Linked DNA regions of Homo sapiens: region 2 is linked to region 1. Evidence: read pairs that join two places in POLR2A ChIA-PET (ENCODE). Cell type or tissue: Panc1. All regions are shown on one strand. Links, peaks and the distances in the headings refer to the core of each region. The heading gives the core; the rest is flanking DNA.

Region 1 (8,351 bases), core at 190-8,189:
CCCTGAGTTAAGATACCTGCACAGAGCTGGGTTTCTCCTGGGCATCTCTGGCAGCCAGCTGTTAGAAATAAATGTTTTATTTAATTGTTTAATTGAGTGGGAAATGGTTTAAGTAGAGTTGGTCTCTTGTATTTCACTATGCTTAATGTTTACTTTCTTTGCTTGCCTACTTTGAATGATTTCTGGCTTTGATAAATTGCATCTTAAATTTTTTTGGTTTACCTGCATGATTACAATATTTGCATTTTTTTTTCAAATTTAATGGCTTAACAATGTAACGTCATTCCTCATTTGCCACTTTTAATCAGAAACTGGGTAAGTGAAAAATCAGTGTTGTGGATTATTTTATTTAAAAACCCTCTGATTTCTTTAAATAAATCATTTAAAAATTCAAGCAATTTATAAAAGCACAACAAATAAAGCCCCCTCTTACCACTCAGAAAATGACTGTTGCTAACTTTAGGTGAATATTATTCCAGACTTCTCTATGCCTATATACAGATAAAAGATTAGACAAACAAAAAGCAAGATAAATGGAAAACGTTATTAAAATTGGATCATACAACAGCTGGTGGTTAATAAAGAACTATTAAAGTTTACTTCAGTTTAACAAAAGAAAAAGAAAACTGAATGATATGGATTAGCTGAACTCCAGATAAATTTTTTCTCACATGTCAGGCATATTTTAGAGATCTCAATCATGTGTGCTTGGGCTTGACTCAGTCTGATGTCTATCTCTTGGCATAAACCCAGAGGAATTTCTTGACTGTATGTCCAGGAATATTAGTCTCCCCTATCTCTAATAGTTCATCTTATTACAGTGTAAGTGTTTTTGTCAGTAGCCTGTTGTTCTTTCTGTAAAAAGATAAAATGGAAAGAAAGAAACAGGAAGAAGAGAAAAGGAAGGAAGGGAGGGAGGAAGGAAGGAAGGGAGAGAGGGAGGAAGGAAGGGAGAAAGGAAGGAAAGTTTCTATTTCAATGTCTGTATTCTAGCTTATAATTTTAGTGGTCCTCTTAATTAAAGTGCCATGTAACTTGTGGATGATACTCACCCAACATTATAGGGAGACTTAGTGTTTTAAGATAGGTCTGGCCTTCCTACTTCATTACAGAATAGGTCCCAGGGATCACTTTGGGATGGTCCTCAGAATTTATCGTGCCCTGCCTGATCCATATCCTCTCACTAATGAGGTAGATTGCATTAAAAGCCTCGTCTTGTTCAATCTATTTTATGCAGTCTGCCATGCCTACAAGGGTTCTTTTTTCTTATAAATTCTAATGATATTATCTGTAGATTATCAACCCAAAACTTGAGAGCAGTGATAACTAACAAAAGACCCATACGAGATGACATAAAAACGTTGGTGGATTGTTTATTGTATGTTCCACACAATGCCACAGACCATGACCTTCTAGAACATCTGGGTAACGTGCCAAGCAGCACCAGGGAAACTCTATACCCAGTCCTTGCCTCAGTAACACAGAGCCCAATGTTATCAGTTGCATTTTATTACTAGCCTGTAAAGAATTTAAGGGTGCTATAATTGAAAATGAACTGAAAATTTAATAAGAAAGGCCAGCATGACACATGACGCAGGTGAACGGAAAGAAGGGAACTAACATTTCTTGAGCCTCTATTTTATGCCAAAAGGGATGTTTACATCTTTTTAATCCCCAAACAACCCCGTGGAATTGATATTGTTTGTATTTTCATGTTACAGATGAGTAAACAAGGCTTGGAGGGATTGATGTTGTAAGTGGTGAGCTGGAATTTGAATCCAGATCTGTCCCATTCCAGTGCTCTTTCTCCTGAGCTGTTCTTCCTACCTGCAAGTTGTTATTCCAACAAAATTTCAAACTATATTCTAAATGAGCTCTGTGATAAGGTGGTATGTGCAGCCTGCTACGTGGCTTCCCTACCTAATCATTCTTCAGAGCATCAGACCCAACTATTTCAGTAAGGTCATCAATGTTAGAGTCACACTTAACACTAAATGGATTTGGTTACCGCCTGTCCTTGCCACCTGATGCTGCCAGGGAAAATGGAAGAACAGCTGCTGGAAAGATTTGCTAATTCCTTTGAATAGCTTGTGACATTATCTAAACTTTAGATTCCAAAGGGATTTGTTGATTCTACAGTTTTTAAAAAAATACATCAAGATATACCTGGAAATAAGATAATGAGGTTTTTAGAAAATTATTTTGTTGGCATTATGTAGACTTCTCAAATAATTCATATGAAAGTTAATCCCAAGTTATGAATACTTGCATGACAGTCCACAGCATTAAGAGATGGCATTCTATTTGAAAGGCCATGTGCACAGTTGAGCAACTTGATATCAAGTGATCTTATTAGGGAGATTACATTGTAGACCTTGTGATACTAAAAGCTTTTTAAAAAAAATACCATGAGCTGCTTAAAAGTAACAACTGATTGTGATATATTTATTGCAACTTTAATAACATGGAAAATTATGTTTAAAAAATTTATTCATTGCTTATCACTCTTTGTGACTTTAAGATCTCTCAACAAAACACTTGAGTAGAAATCACATAACTTAATGTACAAAACAGAAAGCAGTACTAATTAAAGTGTAATAAGCCCCTTAATGGCAGGGGCAACTTATACACATCATGTTCTAAAAAGAAATTATTGATTTTTCTAATCTGTCATAACATGTTCCAGATGTATGAAGGGTGGGGGTGTGGAGGGATAGTAGACAGAGGGAGTTATTTCTCATTTTGTTTTATAACTGGAGAAAGTGAAATAGAGAAGTGATCTGTTGCAGTCATAGTGTTCTTGGATGCACAATACAGTTTTAGCTGCATTGCACTTTTTCTCGAGCAGAATATTCATACTTTACAGCTTCAGTTTAAGGAAATGGTGCCTTCTTCTTTGTTTCCAATATACTCTAACCTGAAAGCTGCAACAGCAATGCAGCCCTCTCCTCTTGCTCACTGACCTTCTTTTATGCTGGCCTTTGGTTCAGAATGGCACATCATTCCTCGTTTTTGTCTTCAGTAAATGAGACAAGATTCTGAGAAGACAGCCACCGTAATGTTGCTGCCATCAAAGGAACTGGATGCCAGTTAATTGATAAGCTTCTTCCATAGTTACACTGTCCATACTTCTCTCAATGTTAAATCAAACAAATTAGTCAGACCAAGGACACAGAACTCAGACTCTCTGGAAAACAACGTCTCTCATATACTGTAGTAAATCACTAAGTTGCAATTGTTTTAAACGTAAACAAATAAAAGAAACAAAGAAAAGAAAAGCAGCTTACATCCTAAAGGGAAATTAATTTACAATCACATTTTTCTAATTATAGTCCTTTCAGTTCTTTTTTCCCCTTTGAGAAGTCTTCTGTATGAGTCTGCCTTTTGGCTCCACAGTCTGCACAACCCAGAGAAAACCCTCTGATTATAGAAACTTCCATGTGGTGAGATTCTAGGTCCCCCTTTCCCCTACCCACCCCACCTCCTGCACAAATAGTTTCACCATCTGTCTATAACACTGCCTGAAATTTCATCATTAAATATATTCTTTCAGATTAAATATATACCCACTTATTTTAAAAATAATAATCACGTCATTGAACATTCCCATAAGCCTAACACAACTATTTATATTACTTTAAATTTCTCTGATATTTTCAGTGCTTCTGCAGATCTTTTTAATCATATAAACAATATGTGAATTTATGTTTAGTCTGGTTGTTCATTTGATGTTGTTTAATATATCCATATATCAATACAAGGTATATATTTATGTTATTTTCATAAGTAATGTACTCTACTTTGAGGATTTATAAAGAGTAAAGAATTTGAATTGTTTTAAGTTTTGCCTTTATAAATATTTCTGCCTTAAACATTATTTTACACATTGGTTTGTTCTGCCCTTTAAAAATTATTTTCTTAAATAACCTTAAGTTTCCCAAAGCAGAAACCTGAGTCAAAGAATGGCAATGTTTTAATATCTCATTTCATATTTCTAATATGGTTAAAACTATTCCACTGAATGATCGTATCAACTGGCAATGCTGCCAACAACTATGAGTACCAGTTTCTCTACACTGTTGGTTGATTACTATCATTATTAAATTTAAAAACATATGTATTTACATTCATAGTTTAGAACTCATAGTTGTTGGTTTTAGATATTTTTAATTAGACAAGGTAATGATTTTTCAACTGTTGTTTTATTACAGCTCTTTCATCTGGAAGGCCTAGAGTTTGGGTATTGGTCTTATAGCTCTGCATTATGATTAAAATCATATGCGCATGCACGCACTTACACACACACACACACACACACACACTTGTACTCCATCTTATTTGCTCCCTTTCTCTGGAGAATCTTGACTAATATAGGGGCTATTATCAACTATGTTTCCATGAATGTTCTGTATGACTCCTGATGAGTATGAGGGAGTTACTGGAGTTACTAGGGTAAAAACTGTGCCTCTTTTCTTCTTTATGAAGTACTGCCAAACTGTTTTTGTGCCCATTTATGTTCCCACCAGCACAGCTGAGTTCCCATTAAGGCAGATGCTGATCAACCCATGGTATTGGCTATTTTAAAATTTTTGTTAATCTGATAGATAGGAAATATCTCATTGTATTTGCATTTTCTTAATCACTAATGAAGGTGAGCATGTTTTCATATGTTTATGGGCCATTTGAGTTTCTTCTTTTGTGAAATGTGTTGTGGGAAGTCAGGGACCCCAAACAGAGGGACTGGCTGAAGCCATGGCAGAAGAACATAAATTGTGAAGATTTCATGGACATTTATTAGTTCCCCAAATTAATACTTTTATAATTTCTTACACCTGTCTTTACTGCAATCTCTGAACATAAATTGTAAAGATTCAGGGCATTTATCACTTCCCCAATCAATACTCTTGTGATTTCCCATGCCTGTCTTTACTTTAATCTCTTAATCCTGTCATCTTCGTAAGCTGAGGATGTATGTGGCCTCAGGACCCTGAGATGATTGCATTAACTAAACAAATTGTTTGTAGACCATGTGTTTTTGAACAATATGAAATATGGGCACCTTAAGAACAGGATAACAGCGATTTTCAGGGAACAAGGGAGATAACCTTAAAGTCTGGCTGCCTGTGGGCTGGGCAGGACAGAGCCATACTTCTCTTATTACCGAAAACAGGTAAGAGAAATATCGCTGAATTCTTTCCCCAGTAAGGAATATTAATAATTAACAGCCCTGGGAAAAGAATGCATTCCCAGGGGGGGCCTCTAAAATGGCCACCCTGGGAGTGTCTGCCTTATGCAGATGTAGATAGGGATGAAACACGCCCTAGTCTCCTGCAGCGCCCCAAGGTTTGCTAGGATTAGGAAATTCCAGCCTGGCGAATTCTAGTCAGACCGTTTCTCTGCTCTTGAACCCTGTTAAGATGTTTATCAATGATAATGCGTGCACAGCGGGACATGGAAGTTCATTAGTGATTCTAGTTTCGCCCTGAACTTGTGATCTCGCCCTGACATTCTGCCTTGTGATCTTTTGTTGCCCTTGAGGCATGTGATCTCTGTGACCCACTCCCTCCCCTTTGAAAATTGCTAATAAAAACTTGGGTTTTATGGCTCGGGGGCATCATGAAACCTGCCTACATGTGATGTCTCTCCCAGACACCCAGCTTTAAAATTTCTCTCTTTTGTACTCTTTCCCTTTATTTCTCAGACTGGCTGACACTTAGGGAAAATAGAAAAGGACCGACGTTGAAATATCGGGGGCTGAATTTTCCCTGATAAAATGTCTGGTCCTATTTTGTCATTTTCCCACTGATTTGTAGCAGCTCTTGCATACTATAGATGTTAGATCTTAGTAACATATGCTACAAATATTTTCTACTAATTTGTAACTTGTCTTTGCACTTTTTATGTTGTCCTTTGATGATCTGAAACATATCTAAAATTCTTAATTTTAATTTAGTTTAAATTTTCAATCTTTCACCTGTTTGTCTTTTTGTACTTTGTTCAAGAAATCCTTCTGTACTCTGTTGCCATGAGGATATTTTCCTATGTATTTTTTTAAAGGCTTTGGTTTTGCCTTTTACTTTTAGGTCTTTGATTCTCCCAAAATTTTATTTTGTTTATAGTGTGAGGTAGAGACTCAATATAATTTTTTCCCATATGGATATCTTTATCCAGTACCATTTATTGAAAAACTCATCATTTTCCTGTCATCTGCAATACCACTTCCATCATATATCTAGTATCTATATATGTCAGTGTCTATTTCTGGGCTTTAATTCTGTTCCATAGATCTATTTGTCTATCCAGCACTAATACTGTACTATCTTAAGAACCACAGCTTTATTAGTGTCCTGAAAGCTGGTAGGACAAACTCATTTGTCCTCTTTAAGAGTGTTTTGGCTATTTTTGGTCCTTTGTTATTCCATATACATTTTAGAATATGATGGTCATGTTTGACTTTTTAAACAAAATCTATCAGAGATTTGATTGAGATTGCATTGATTCTGTAGATCAAATTAGGGACAACAGATATCTTTATAATATAGAATCTTCTAGTTCTATTGTTTCTTAAAAGTTTTGTATATTCTGTTAGATTAATACATAGGTATTTTCCATTAAAAATACATGTGGATGGAATGAATATATATACAGAGAGAGAGAGTGAGGGAAATAGAAAGAGAATAAGAAAAAGAGTGTATGTGTTATTTGCTAACTCTAGCTGCTATATAGAAATGAAATAGAGTTTTATATTGAGTTGGTATCTGACAACTTTTGTTAAATTTACATTCATTTAAAAAATTTATTGGTAGTTCATTTTGAATTTTTTTACATATTAACAGTATTATTTGAAAGCAATGATAGTATTATCCCTCTTTCAATCCTTATTCTTTTGTTATGTTTTCTTGCTTTTCTTCAGTGACTTGTACATACAGTGTAATGTTAAATAGAAATGGGAATCCTTGTTTTGTTCCTAATCTTAGATAAAATTATTTGAATAACCACAAGATATAATATTTTCCTTAGTTTTATTTATTTTTAAATTAGACTGAGGAAGCTCCTTCTATTCCTAGTTAACTAGATGTTTTTATTATAAATGAATGTTAAATTTTATCAAACACCTTTTCTGCATTTATTGAGATGATCATATAAATTTTCTCCTTTAATTTGTTAACATGGTGAACAACATTACTAATTTTTTAGTATAAACCAATCCCGAATTATTAGGATAAACCTAATTTGATATATTATCTCATACCCATTGCTGGGTATGTTTTTGGTAATATTTTATTACTGGCATATACTTTGAAGCTTATCCCTTATTCCTTTAAGCATAGTAAACATTTTAACTTTATAGCTGGTATGTGAAATACATATGGACATATTCCTTGTAGCTCTTGCTTTTGCTGTGTATCACTCATGGTGCTTTTGTTCACTCGTATATTTTGTTGTGTTTTTGTTGTGAGTTGTTCATTTTACTTAGAGTTTCATTTCTTTGAAGTCTTTGAAGACTGAGATGATGGTGGGATACTATAGATTAATTTGCATTTGTTTCTGACCAGCCATATGAAGGCACTACAAGTCTGGGGTGCTCTAATTTAAATTCTTAACTTGTGGTTTTTGGTAACACACAGTTTCTGTGAATTTGCGCTACAAATCTGTGTGAGGACCATCTTGTGATTCCAAATTTTCAGCAACTATTTTTACCTCCTGTACTCTTTGCTAAAGGTCAAGGATATTTTCTTTTTAGACCTCAGGGACAAGAAAGGGATGGGTTTATTTCCAGGTCATGCTTACACTGACTGTTTAGAACTTTGATATTTCAGCTCTTTTAAAGTAAGGGATGAGCTAATAAATTGCTACCTTTTGAAAGTCCTTGTCTTTGTTTCCTGCTCTGTGGGCTCTGTAGATTCAGGATAACCAAGGCTCAAATTTACACAAGTTAACAAATAGACTCAGAAAGAAAACTGGCTAAAATACTACACTTCTCCAAGATCCCTTCCTCTTTTAGTCCCTGATCTGAGACTTCCTTACTTTCTTGTACAGACAGTCCCCAATTTACAATGGTTTGCTTATAATTTTTTGACTTTATAGTGGTGCAAAGGTGATGTGCATTCAGTAGAAACCATTTGAGTACCCATACAACCATTCTGTTTTTCATATTCGATACACGAGTTAATAAATTACATAAAATATTCAACACTTTATTATAAAATAGGCTTTGTCTTAGATGATTTTGCCCAACTGTAGGCTAATGTAGGCGTTTTAGCACCCAACTACCTGTTTAAGGTAGGCTAGGCTAAGCCATGATGTTTAGTAGGTTAGGTGTATTAAATGCATTTTTCACTTACAATATT
Region 2 (8,351 bases), core at 138-8,137, 160 kb before region 1:
ATTTAATCTGACCTAAAGTGTAATTTCCAAAGTGATATTTCCTGAAGCCAAAACCCAGACTTCATGTCTCTAGAGTAATCTTGCCTTATATTAGTAAGTCTATATCCCTTCCCAAAGTAGTTCTGGCTGGCCTGGGCTTGTTGTAAATAATTGGTTCAGTCAGACAGCTTTTTAACTGTCAACACCCTTAACAATTCACACAATGTACATGGAAAGTATTGTACCTTAAATTAAAGATATGTTTCCTCTAAATAAAGTTTATTGTTTGGGGGAGTTTGCTGAATGGAAATGAAGCAGCTTTATGTTCTCTAGAAAAGAAGTGAAAAGGCATCTCATCTCATTTTTCCCTTCCTTTATCCCATTTCAAGCATGACCCAGAAATTAAATATTTTATGTAGACAGAAAAAGTAACATATCATTAAAGGATGCAAACCTGCAAAATCTAATAGTCATGTAAGCCTGTGAGATTGCCAAAAACTGTTCTACATTTTTAATATCTGAAAATAATCAAATAATTTTATGTCAAATACAAATTTTCCAAGCTCCCTGGTATATCCCCTCTAAAATTTTAAACAAATATACTTGATATGAAAAATAGCAGTTTATCCAAATATCAAATATTATACTGAATATTTGAACAGCAAACACAAACAGTCCTAATCCCAATCATAGACTATGTTGTGAAATGTTAATGTATTTAAATTTTTTAATTATACATGGAATTAACTTAAATACTGCACTTTAAACAATTAGTTATTAATATTTCATTCATATTAAATAACAAGAACACATGAACAAGTGATACCCAACACAGGAAATCTTCAAAGGTAAATTATACATTGTGGGAAGTCTAGTTTTGGCTTCAGGAAAATGTTAACTGCAAACAATCTACACAGATGTTCACAGAAATACTGAATAGCTCTTTTAAGGAAATACTAAATGATGCGGTAATAACAGAAAAGTTAAAAAAATACACTGTGTTATATTTATATCTCTTAATCAGGCCAAATTAATAAGGCAGACTCAATTAACAGTCATGGTTTCATAACAATTTTAGTGAATAATACAAGGTATCAAATTACTGGAAATCCTTGTCCCAGTTTTATACCAATTTTCAGCATTATCATTATTTAAAATAAATTTAAATAAATCTCACCATATTAGTATCCCGAAAATAACTCAAAAAGTAAACCACTTAGCTTATATTACCTACAGACAGCGCACAGCTCTGAGTAGGACTCTGTCTTTAGGATGAAGAACAGGATGCAAATCCATATTGCCAATTATATCTATAGTAGCAACTTATGAAAACTGCACTTTCCACCAACCCTACCACAAGGGGAGCCACAAGATATTCCATGAAAAGAAATATGTGTTCTAAACATCATGATTCCTCTCCAACTGTGCCCTCACCTGAGTGGACTGGGAATGGGCACCTGACATAGCCTGGAGGTTGGTAAGTAAAACGGGAAACTTAGGAGGGGAAGCTCTGCCAAAACAACAGCAGCGATGAACTCCCAGGCCAATCTACCTCTGTCTCTCTAAGGAACTATGGACACCCAGATAATTAAGAGCAAGAAGAAAAGCAGAAAGATTTTAAAAATTAAGTTAGGTTATTGATAAAACACTAGAATTAAGATCTGTGGACTGCCGAAGCTAGGACAGGTAACACAGAACCCATAACATTTTGAGATTCTAGAATGGCCTATCGATTCTATTCTCCATGAGATTCACTTATTCTTAATGAGGCTCAAATAATGGCCCTATTTGTTCCTATTTAGGAGAGGAGAGAATAGGATTGGAATCTCACAGTTTGGCTTTCCCTGGGTTCCCCTGAGGTCTTCCTAAGTGGCCAAGATTTGTCTCTTATTATCATGCATATCCTTACACTATAGCATCCTATGACAAAGCATCTGAGGTGGTCTCTGTTCCTTACGTTCTCCAGAAAATAATTGAAAGGGCATCTTATATCACTTTTCACTAAAAGTGCTAAATAGAAGATCATGTGTGCTCTAAACATAAGTCTTCTCCAACAGTGCCCCACACATAAACCTGAATGGACTAGGAATGGGCACCTCACACAGTCTGGAGGCCAGTAAATAAGTGTTAAATAAAAGATGCTAAATCAAAGATCATCTGTCTTGATGTTTAGCTCATTTCCTCTTATTAAGTCATGCCAAATTAGAAAAAAGTCATCAACTGGTTGGGCACAGTGGTTCATGCCTGTAATCACAGCACTTCGGGAGGCCAAGGTGGGTGGATCACTGGAGGTCAGGAGTTTGAGACCAGCCTGGCCAACATGGTGAAACTCTATCTCTACTAAAAGTACAAAACATAGCTGGGTGTGGTGGCACACACCTGTAGTCCCAGCTACTCAGGAGGCTGAGGCAGGAGAATCACTTGAACCCAGGAGGCAGAGGTTGTGGTGAGTCAACATCACTCCATTGCACTCCAGCCTGGGCAACAGAGCTAGACTCCATCTCAAACAAAAAGAAAAAGAAAAAGAAAAAATCATCAACAATCACTTAAAGAAAAACAAAGCCTTTCGTACTGATGCAATCCACTGAATAAAATGAGAAGTCATGAATCCAAATGGAGTAGATAGATTAGATAGGTAGGTAGGCAGGTAGGTAGATACACAGATAGACAGACAGACAGACAGACAAGATAGATAATGCTAGTTTGGATGTCTACACCAAATCTCATGTTGAAATTTGATGCTATTGTAATAGTATTAAAAGGTGGGGACTTTAAGAGGTGATTAGGTCATGAGGGTTCTGTCCTCATAAACTGGTTAATGTTGCTATCAGGAGAATGGGTTAATTATTGTGGGAGCGGGCTCCTGATATGTTCAGCCCCCTTCCTCTCTGTCTCTCACACTTGCTTGCCATGTGGTGACTTCTGCCATGAGATGACCCTCACCAGAAGCCAATGCCACACTCTTGGACTTCCAAGCCTCCAGGACTATGAGCCAAATAAAATTCTATTCTTTATAAATCACTCAGTCTGTAGTATTTGTTATATGTAGGAGCAGCAAACAAAGGCAGATGAGAAGGAAAAACTCAAACTTACAGTAGAATGCCATTTACTAAGTGGTGAAAAAATGACAGACTTTGAAAATCATTTTACAACCATAGTAATAATTGATTCAGGCAAAAATAATCAATAAGTGCTAAAACTATGAGTAAAAGTTTGGTGAGAAACAGGATATTAATGTAGTCTCAACGTATGTCCCCACTGATTATTAATTATAGGGGGAAGAAATAGTAATTTTATAGTAAAGAAATCTGGTGAATACCTTAACCAAATGATTAAAATCAACATCATAAATAATAAGACATACTGATTTAATGCTCTGATAAGGCCACAACATCACCTATGTAATCTTCCTCCCAAAAATGCAAGCCTGAATTTAACCACAAAAAAACATCAAACAAACCCAAATTGAGGGATGGTCTCCAAAAAACTAGCCTATACTCTTCAGAAATGTCAATGTCATGAAAGACAAAGAGGGCCAATAAACTGTTCCAGATTACAGGAGATTAAAGAGATATGACATCTAAATTAAATGCACAATCCTGTATGAGGGGAAAAACATTATGAGACATTACTGAGACAACTGGCAGCGTGTCAACAGGAGAGTATATTAGATACTTGTACACATCAATGTTAAGTTTCTTAACTGTATAATGGTTAAGCAAAAGAATGCCTTGTTCTTGGAATATATTCACTGAAGAATATAGGAATATAAAAGGACACATTGTCTGCAAGTTACTCTCGAATGATTCAGAAAAAATCAAGGGGATAGTGTGGTGGGAACATGTGATAAAGCAAATGTGACAACATGTTTAAAAGGTAAATCTAACTGAGGGGGCCTTAGAAGTTCTTTTTACTATTCTTACAATTCTTCAGTAAATTTGAAATTATTTCAAAATAAAAGACTAAAAAAAATAGCTGAGCTTGTAAGAGAGAGCACTTCTCTTCACCAAAAAGTAGGAACTAAAAACCAACGTAGAAGGCATACAAAGCTGTCTTAGAGCTTAGTTCCATAAGACATATTTCCATATGTCTTTGTGTGAGAGAATGTACAGTGCAAGGAAGGGGAAACCAGGAGTAGCCCGGCAAACTTGAGTTGAGCAGACAGAACTGAAAAACTGGAGAAGACAAGGTAGTTAGTTCCCTGGAGAGGGAGAATCATACAGAGAGAACTCCAGAGAATTTCAGAGGGTTCCGCTTGAGAATTCAGCTGAGTACTCACAGCACATGCATATGATCAAACCATGAGGCTGGAGAAAGAGCAACTAGAAATGATTACAGATAACAGTGCTTGGCACTCATATCGGGCTGGGAATAGTGCCTGTTCTCACCAGCCCGACAGAAAAACTTTGTGATTCACAGTCATTGGGTAGAGTACACAGAAAAGTCTTGGCTCAGGAGTAGGAAATTATTACCCCTAGTAGCTGAGCAATACTCAGATCCTGACTAATATTTAATAAATCTTAAAAGCAAGTTTTGAAAGAATTAAACTAATTTCAAATAATTTAATTGCATCACAGAATAAAGCTCAAAGTTATTTATAGAAAGATAAAAATCATTCAGGCTGGGCATGGTGGCTCAGGCCTATAATCCCAGCACTTTGGGAGGCTGAGACGGGTGGATCGTTTGAGTCCTAGAGTTTGAGACCAGCCCTGGAAACATGGCAAAACCCTGTATCTGCAAAAAACTACAAGAAATTAGCCAGGTATGGTGGTGCACACCTGTAGTCCCAGCTATTTGAGAGCTGAGGATGGAGGATTGCTTGAGCCTAGGAGGTTGAGGCTGCACTGGCCACTAGCTCTAGCCTGGGCAACAGAGCAAAACCCTATCTTAAAAAAAAAAAAAAAGAAATGTAATATTCGCAATCTGACATTTAATAAAAAAAATTACCAGACTTCCAAAGAAGCATAAAAATATGGCCCATAATGGAAATAAAAATTAACTAAAACCAACCCAGGACTGGCAGACATGTTATAACCTGGAGACTAGAATATTAAAACAATGATTATAACTGTATTCCACATGTTAAACAAATGTAGTAGACATGAAAGATATTTTTTAAAAGACCCAAATCCAACTTCTACACATAAAAACAATATGTGAAATAAAAAATATACTGGATAGAATGAATAGCATATTAGACATTGCAAAATAAAAAACTGGTGTCCTTGAAAACCTAGCAACAGAAACTTTACAAAATGAAACCTAGAAAGAAAAGATAATTTTAAAAATAAACAGAGCATCAATGAGCCATGAGACAACTTCAATCAGCTCAAAATACATATAACTGTCATCCCCAAAACAGCGCAAGAATCGAAGAGCACACAGAAAAAAGTATTTCAAGAAACAAGGTCAAAATTTCCCCAAATTCATTGAAAACTATAAACCTATGGATCCAAGAAGCTCCATGAACCCCAAGCACAAGAAACATAAAAAAGACTACACTTGCAAGGCACATCATAATGAAATTACTCAAAACCAGTAATAAAGAGAAAAATGTTAAAAGCAGCCAGAGAAAAACAGACACTTAAGTACAAATACAGAAAGATAAAGATGATAGTAGATTTTTAATCAGAAACAAGGCAAATGAAAAAAAACAGTGGATCAAGATCTTCAAAGTACTGAAAGAAAAAACTATCAATCTAGAACTCTATATCCGGTGAAAATATCTTTCAAACAAACATTTTTCCACACATACAAAAGCTGAGAGAATTTTTCAGTAGCCAATCCTAACCACAAGAAACATTTTTAAAAAGGAACTACATTAGACAGAAGAAAAATCATACTATATTAGAAATACAGATCTATAAAAAGAAATTAAAAGACTGAAAATAGTAACCATATTGATGAATATTTAAGATATTTTCTCACTAAATCTCTTTTAAAAATAATTGACTAAGCAAAAATAACGATGATGTTGTATGGGGCTCATAACATGTAAAAGTAAAGTGGTCAGGAAAGGAGAAATGGAAGTAAATTATTGGCAGGTTTTTATACATGAAATGGTATAATATCACTTGAAAATACACTATGATAAAGGATGTATGCTATAAACCCTACAACAGTCACTAAAATAAAGTTACTGTCAATAAGCCAATAAAGGAGATAAAATGGAATTGTAAAAAATTTCAATTCATCAAAAAGAAGGAAGAAAAGAAGAGAGAACAGAGAACAAATGGGACAAATTGAAGACAAATAGCAAGACGTCATTTAAATTTAACCTTGAAATTTTGAAAACCTGGCAGAGCACGGTGGCTCATGCCTGTAATCCAAGCACTTTGGGAGGCCAGGCGGGCGGATCAGGAAGTCAAGAGATCGAGATCATCTGACCAACATGGTGAAAACCCATCTCCAATAAAAATACAAAAATTAGCTGGGTGTGGTGGCACGTGCCTGTAGTCCCAGCTACTCAGGAGGCTGAGGCAGAAGAATTGCTTGAACCCAGGAAGTGGAGCTTGCAGTGAGCCAAGATTGCGCCACTGCACTCCAGCCTGGCGACAGAGCAAGACTCCGTTTCAAAAAAAAAAAAAAGAAAGAAATTTTGAAAAATGTAAATAGTTATTTTAGGGTACTAGTGTCATGAGTGACTGTATTCTCTCTCAAATTTGTTGTTCAATAATAAAAGATAAAGTTCTAAGTCACCATGTTTCATATAAAATAGGATACATATGAGTGGTCAGTGCCTGTAGTCCCAGCTACCTGGGAGCCTGAGGCAGGAGGATCATTCAAGCCCAGGCGTTCTAGACCAGCCTCAGCAACCTAGCGAGACCACATCTCAAAGAAGAATAAGAAAAAAAAAGAGTGGCCAGAGATATATGTATGTCTTAAACTAAAACAAAAAATAAAACCAGGCTATGTGCAGTGGTTCATGCCTATAATACCAGCGCTTTGGGTGGCCAAGGCAGGAGGATCACTTGAGCCCAGGAAATCGCGGCTACAGTGATATGATCATACCACTGCACTCCAGCCTGGGAAACAGAGTGAGATGGCCTCAAAATAAATAAATGAATGAATAAATACCCACATACTAACACAGCTTAAAAAGAAGTAGATCACTAATATTTTGAAGACCCCAGTACCCCGTCTCCTACTCTCCTCCCCAAGCAACCACTATCCTGAATTCTGATTAATCATTCCTCTGCTCTTATTTATGGTTTTACCAGATGGGTTTGAAATCGTGAACAACAGTATTTGTTGCAAATTTTTAATTTTTATAAAAATTAAATCATAATGTATATATTATTATATGGTTTGCTTTTTTCAATTAACATTGTATTTTTGATGCTCATCCATGTTGGTGTGTAGCTATATTCATTTTCAATGAATCCAATGAAAATGAATTCATTTTCAATCAATCCAATGGATTTCAATGAATCCATGTTGGTGTGTAGCTATGTTCTATTCATTTTCAATATATTTTTACATTTTCCTATTGATGGCCATATGGGTAATTTCTAGAGCTGTGCTCTTAGAAACAGTGCTTATGAACATCTTGTACATCTCTTGATTTAAATGGGTATGTAAAGGAATGGAATTGCTACATTACGTTTCCAGATATAATGATCACTCTGTGTTATTAGCCTCATTGTATTAATAAATGAAGATTTATAGAGACCAGGAAACTTGTTCAAGGTCACACAGCTAGGTAGTAAAGTTAAGACCAATAAATTCTGCTCCTTTCACTTGAAAAAAACTCAAGGTTAGGTAGCTCATACTTCTGGAAACATGTAATTATCAAACAGAATCCTGATGAATAATGTTTTATCTTGTTTAACTAAAGTTAAAAGAGGAGGTCCTAGCAAATTATTCCACTCAATTCTACCACTTGACCACTCAAAGCAACTTGACTACGTAATGATCATGATTAAAACTTTTATCCTATTAAAATATCCTGTATTTCACCATTCCTGAAAATTCCAGTCAAATGTTATAGTTTAAAATGTGTACAAATTGTGTATGTATAAAATTGTAAGACATAGTAATAAAGTGGTTCTCATTGAGACTACAGTTTTAAATTAAATTACAAGCACTTTTATTTTTGCCATAACTAAATTTGGAATTACTACGTTTAAGATTCACTAAAGTGAATGTAATAATTATTTTTAAAATACTACATATTCATTTTAAGAAATTACTTGAGAATACTTTCAAAAATGTCCTGCATGTCACTTAAGCCAACAAATAATTTCCAAGATACCTAGCATTACACTTAAATTTTAAAAAGGGTAAAAAGCCAAAGTTTTTTTTTTCAGCTAAGGTCAACTATTTAGCTCTGCAATCTTTCCTTTAAAAAATATTTGTAATAATTTGGTCTC

Evidence for each region. Peaks named below come from ENCODE experiments on the same cell type or tissue, not always from the same donor. Only the 100,000 strongest peaks of a DNase experiment are listed, where the experiment ranks them.
Region 2: POLR2A ChIA-PET joins it to region 1 with 5 read pairs; 5 of 35 experiments call an interaction of 5 or more read pairs at or near these places.

The regions. Positions count from the first base shown.
Region 1 is chr2:63,741,348-63,749,698 of GRCh38, forward strand. It overlaps a transcript of WDPCP not described here. Among named protein-coding and RNA genes, the nearest start is that of UGP2, 96 kb to the right of the region's middle. RefSeq lists an enhancer at 5,042-5,693. In Panc1, for the core only: no CTCF peak of the experiment used is centred there; no DNase peak of the experiment used is centred there.
Region 2 is chr2:63,577,127-63,585,477 of GRCh38, forward strand. All of the region lies in intron 1 of WDPCP (WD repeat containing planar cell polarity effector), which reads right to left. Among named protein-coding and RNA genes, the nearest start is that of WDPCP, 7.2 kb to the right of the region's middle. In Panc1, for the core only: CTCF peaks have their summits at 1,428 and 1,629; no DNase peak of the experiment used is centred there; H3K27ac peaks cover 1,128 bases.